Linked DNA regions of Mus musculus: region 2 is linked to region 1. The links are chromatin loops, found by intact Hi-C in ENCODE. Cell type or tissue: heart. All regions are shown on one strand. Each heading gives the region's core, and the rest is flanking DNA. Links, peaks and the distances in the headings are about the cores only. Region 1 has its middle 18 kb from the start of Cyp2r1. Region 2 holds the start of Calcb (calcitonin-related polypeptide, beta).

Region 1 (2,911 bases), core at 233-2,732:
AAACAAAAACAACAAGAGCCTTGGACCACACCATTAGGCAATGTGCCTTACTGAGAGGTTACAGAATATGTACCTATTCAAGTAGACCTAACACATTTACCAAAAGAGGCACATACCATAAAGCGACTCTCAATTTCAAAGAATTAGAAGTGAGAGTATTTCTTTCATCATTACAAAAGATAATTTAGAAATCAACAAAAGTAGAAAATACACAAATAAACTACAAACTTAATAGTGCAGTTCTAAGTAACTCATGTGTCTAGGAGACAACCACCATGAGAATAGAGAATGTTCTGAAAGAAGAATGGAAACATGACCTGTTGGGCTCTGTGGAACAACTAAAGATAACAATGGGGGAAAAAAAATCACTGCATATTTCAAATGAAGGCTCAAGAGTTACTTCAACTTCCATCTTAAAAAAAAAAAAACTAGAAAAAATAGATCATAAATTAAACCAAACACAAAGGAAAGAAACAATAAAGATAAAAATAGAAAATAATGAAGTAGCAGAAAAAAAAATCAGCGAAGCCCAAAGTGGCTTCTTAGATTAATCAACATAAAATAGGGCACACTACCAGAGACCACACAGATGTGAAATGGTACGAAGAGCACAGTATCAATAACTTGGCCAACCTTGACAAAACAGACATTTACTGAAAAACAGACAAGTTGCTAAAATTTACACCTCAGGAAATGGAAACTATGAGTAATCGCTTGTCTGACAAAGATGTGTATGTGTAGCTTGGCTCCGGCTACAAAGCAAACTTCAAGAAAGGAATATACTCTACCAAAAACCTAGAGAAGCATCGATGAACCTCCCAGCTAATCCCACCAAAACTTGTGAAGACATTACCAGGACAAGAAAACTAGAAGCAAAATTCTCCCACAAATAGAAATGTAATCCTAGACAAACAGCAAGAGCAATAGGAAGCCAATCACAGAACTAGACAGCCTGGCCCTGAAGCCCACCTCGGCCACTCCTGCTCCCACAGCGTGGGGGAGGGGACTGCTCGGCCTGTGCTTTCTCACCTGTACATGGTGTTTGTGCTTGAAATACAGATTGGTCTTTCCATCCAAAAGTCAATTTAATTTACCACTTAAACAGAATAAAAGAGATGCCCCATGCAGTTGTCTCTGTATATGTAGAAAGGGGTTTGACAAAACCCAAGACTCTTCTGGATAACATTTAAAACATTATTATTTTGAAAAAGAATATTTAAAAATGTCATTGCTATCACCATTTAATGTAATAACAGTGAATTCTTTGCCTCTGGGTTCTCAGACAGCAAATGCATATACCATCACCAGCTCTTTTTCAACATTGTGCTGAATACCAGCAAATATCCCTAAGGCATTTCTGCATCAATTAAGCCTTAGCGACTTCACTTCTTTCCCTTGAACTTAATTATTCAGGAATGAGAAATATTTCCATGAGTTCACATCAGTTTCCTCCTCAGGGATTAATCACACTAGCAAGCACTTGTTATCTAGATAGCTTTCTGTCGCCATCTGGTGGCAAAAAACAACCAGCCTAAGGTTTAATCCTTTAACTCAGAGATTGAAGAGAAAAGCAATCAAATTGATTGAAAGGTAAAGAAAGAGAGAACGCAGAGCAAGTCCAGGACCCTCCGTCAAGTCAGGCCATGCACTTCCCTCAGCCCTTGCTCCATCTCTGCAGATCACCATGAGCAACAGGAGTATGTTAGGAAACTCTGGACCCAGATGACCCAGGCCCCAATGCCCAGCTCTACTGTTTACTAGGTTTGGGCTTTTAAAGTGATCTAAACTTGCTTGCCTCAGCTTCATTGTCCATAAAATGGAATAATACTATCGTCTACCTTGCTAGAATGTGAGGGTCCAAACTGCCAGTATGCAGCACTAAACATACTGAAAAACCAGTCAAGTGCTGTTGGATTTTTTTTTTTGTCTTTATGAGAGAGGGTTGCAGAACACAGTACTTTGAAAGTCATATTAGCAATTACTATAAAATTAGGTATGTTAGCCTGATCATGACAACACTAATTCCAGTCCTTGTGAATGAATGTATACCCTGAACTAAGGCTACACAGAATGTAATTTGTCTATACAACTGAATAGTACTCATCCATTAAAAATAATAAGATACTAAGACATATGTTATAATTAGGATGAAACATTAAAACATAATGCTATATGAAAGAAACCAAACATAACTGGCTGCCACTGCATAGTTCCTTTAGCACTATCCCTTTCAGTAGATGGTGTTTAAAGCCCTCCTCTTATGTGGGCCTGACTTATGACTTGCTTCCAAAGGATAAAATATGGAGAAAACCAATGTGACAGTGCAGAGAGCTTTCAGGAACGAAGCTGAGACCACATGTGACGAGCCCTGTTGATGTTATGAGAAGGGTTCTTCACTTCTCTGGTGCTCCTTCCCAAACCCCCATGCTAATCTAAATGTGAGGGGAACATTAAGCTAATCCAAATTGGGGAAATTCTACAAAATGCCGTGCCAGAACTCCTCTAAATCCTTAATTTCACTAAAAAGAGGACAGGGAGCATTAAAAAATATGAAAAACTGCTATAGAACAATGGAAACAGGATGGCAAACTGCAGTGAAGCAGCATGCTGGATTAGATCTTGGGACATAAAAATGAAAACTGGAGAAGAAACTCGGAAACTTCGAATGGCTCTTAGAATGTTGTTAGTAGTTAGCATCCGATATTACTCACTTGATTCAGACCAATGAAAAATAGTTATAGAAGATGGCAAAGTAGGCGACAAGTACTCAGGAACTCTCGATCTCCAAACTTTGTTGTAAATCTAGGTTTATTCCAAAATTAAAAGTTTTTTTTTTTTTAAAGAAAAGAACAGGATGAACTGGAATGAGCTTGTTTTGCATACAGATGTTAGATTAAGAGGTTGTTTTACA
Region 2 (2,848 bases), core at 1-2,500, 140 kb before region 1:
TGTCTTGTCATGGTGTTTCAGGCCTGGAGTCCATACCAGAGATGGCAGGAACGTTGTTCAGATCCTGTTGCTCAGATCCTGCACCTACATGCCCAGAACCCTATTTAGATCCCATGCCACTTAGATCTGGGACTGTCCAGACTGCAGGCAGGGAAGACATGTCAAGCAGCACTAAACACCAGGGGCTAATCTTACGGCAGTCAGCAGGTTAAACTAGGCAGGGGGACTAGAAGTTGGGGCAGGAGATGGTAGAGGTAGAGTTCTCACAAATTCCATTGGGAAGGCTCAGAGTTGCAGTAAGCCAGGACAGTGTGGAGAAGGGCAAAGAAAATTGGTGACTCTTTCTGGCATTCCATGTGTTGTTTGTCTTTCATGCTGCCAGGGATTGGGGTGGGGGGGGGGGGACGGTGGATCAGGGTGTAGGTCAACATATTGCTTTTCTTTGGAACCAGGCCAGAGTTGGTCTCTTTCAGGGCTAGGAGCACATGGGCCCTGTAACAATGTAACATGGGACCCTGTAACAATGTGTACACATCTATGAATGCCCCGACCTACCTCAGACTCTGTGCTACCTGTCCCAGACCCCTTCTACCCCAACAACTTTTCCTTGTAAGTGTGGAATGAAGGCTCCTTGACAGTTGAAAGAGCAGCAAATGTTGGAAGCTGTTAAAGCTTCCTGAAATTCTAGTCCATCCTCTGGCACCACACTTACCAGTCCTACCTCAGCAGGTTCAGCGATGTTGATGTTTCCCCATCAGTGCAATCCAAATCCCTTCTACATCTCCTCATTTCTTTTCCCAAGAGTTTTCAGGAGAAACAACATTGTAATGTGTCTAACAACTATGAGCCCCTCTGGTGGTACTGGAAGCTCTGTGGGAGGCTAGGACTCACGTTTAGTTCCTTGGACTGCTGGCCACTGTCTCTCGACCTCTCTGGAATAAGTCCTCCTACATGTGGGGGTCAGATGGGGAGGAGACTTACCGGGAGCCCTTAGTCTCTTGCTCCTCCTGTTCCAGCTTCCTGGCCTTCATCTGCTCATAGTCCTGCATCAGTGCAGCAAGCAAGAGATGTTTTTCCTGGTCGCCGAGGGTGCCCAGGTCTAGGCTGCTCTCCAAAGCGGACCTGTGGAGGTAGCAAAGCCAGTGCAGGTTCTGATTCCCTGCCTATCTCCTCCCCAAATAAGAAACCAAGCTTCCTAGCCCTTGCTTCTTCCCTAGGGGCGTAGCGGTCTGGTCATTAGGCCAGTTCCCACATGAGGGCGCTGAATTACCAATAACCAAGTAGGGCTACAGAGCCGCAGAGTTGACACACCCCAGGGGCAGCCGGAGGAGAGCCAGACTGCACTTCTGATTCAGGTTAATTTACCTGAAAGGGGCAGCCTGGAGGCTGCTGGCCAGGCACAGGACCCATATGCTGCTGAGAGCCAGAAAAGGAAAGAACTTCCAAAAGTCCATGATGTCTCTGTAAGAAGAGAAGAATGGTCCAATTGCTCAGGACTATAGACCCAGGTTCTATTTCTCCTACCACACTGCAGCTCTCAAAACGTGCAGTAGATGCAGTGTGGTGAGTGGCTTGATAGAGCAGAAACGAGTGGGGGAGAGTAGATGTGGTTTGCAGTTTCTGCTCGGTTTAAGAACAAGGAGGAGCTACCGGCACTCATTTGCCCCCAGCTTGCAGGAGAACACACGTGCCGCGCCCCTTTGGCTCTCATCTGTGAAGAAACCAAAAACCACCCAGAGATCCCTGCGCCTTGCTGTCCCGCTGCTAAGGATTTCTAACAGGTTGAAATTATTATAATCACCCTTTCTGAGAGGTTGCCCTGGGGAAGAAAGTTAACTTGGAACTAATCCCCCTCTCTCCATCTGCAGAGTTGGGAGATTTTTTTTTTTAAACTACCTCAGAACCGCAGATGAGGACTCCTCCTCCCCACAGCGAAGCGAGACCCACCTGCTTGCTGATAACCCCAGGAGGCTAAAGGCTGGAAACATCTGAGAGAAAAGATCAGTGCTCCCCAATCCCGAATCCAAGGAACTCTTTAACCTAAAACTGGTTAGGATGCGGCAAGACCACCTTCCCTCAAGGAGGGGGCACAGACGCGCCTAGATAGGGTCGCCCAGCTTCCAGTGCTGCTGAGTAGTCGTAGGGGTCCCACTTACTTTAGTTAAAAGAAAATGTCAAGACTGTACTTTCTGACAATGGCTGCAGGAAGGCGGAAATGTATGTGGAATGATAAGGAACCAGGACAGCAAAGGGATCCAAGTAGAGTGGGGTGTGGTGGCTTGCGCCTGTAATCCGCATCCTTAGGATGCTGAGAAAGGAGAACCTTAGCGTTTGAGACGAACCAACTTGAGCTATATAGTGGGTGCCAGGCCAACTTAGACTACAGTGTGAAATACTGCATTAAAAAGAGCAACCAAAAGGAAACAAACTAAAGGAGAGAGAGCTGTAGGCGTTGAGAAGTTAAGTTTCTCACCTGCTAGCCCGTGTTGGAACAGCGAGAGTGAAGTGTCCACTGCAGAAGAGCACACACACACGGCTGTAGGCGTCTTGTCCCCAGAGCCGTGGTCTCTTATTCTCGATCTTGAGGGTGTGGGGGGTCCGCAGTAGCTCTTCCACCAATCAGAGCTCTGACCGAGCTTCCATAACGTCATAGCTGGAGCTACTTACACTTCTGCAGGAGGGAGGCAGCAGTCCACTCCCTGTCTTTGAGGTCATTGCTGAGGAACCGGGTAGGAGTGGGAGTGGGGGTGGGGTAAGGATACAGAGAGGGTGAATTCGTCCAGAATGTGAGCAAACCTGAGTTTGACATCACGACCTCTTTAATACCTGAACTCCAGCCTACAACCTT

Evidence for each region. Peaks named below come from ENCODE experiments on the same cell type or tissue, not always from the same donor. Only the 100,000 strongest peaks of a DNase experiment are listed, where the experiment ranks them.
Region 2: a loop joins it to region 1, with 7 times the contacts of the local background. A loop is called at or near these places in 12 of 42 quality-filtered maps.

The regions. Positions count from the first base shown.
Region 1 is chr7:114,579,191-114,582,101 of GRCm38, reverse strand. No RefSeq gene overlaps it. Among named protein-coding and RNA genes, the nearest start is that of Cyp2r1, 18 kb to the right of the region's middle. In heart, for the core only: a CTCF peak has its summit at 1,516 (motif pointing left); no DNase peak of the experiment used is centred there.
Region 2 is chr7:114,718,348-114,721,195 of GRCm38, reverse strand. It overlaps Calcb (calcitonin-related polypeptide, beta), which reads right to left and starts at 2,553. Exons shown (of 5, transcript NM_054084.2): 1 at 2,474-2,553; 2 at 1,366-1,461; 3 at 982-1,122. The coding sequence starts at 1,454. In heart, for the core only: a CTCF peak has its summit at 1,248 (motif pointing right); no DNase peak of the experiment used is centred there; H3K4me3 peaks cover 1,403 bases; H3K27me3 peaks cover 2,441 bases.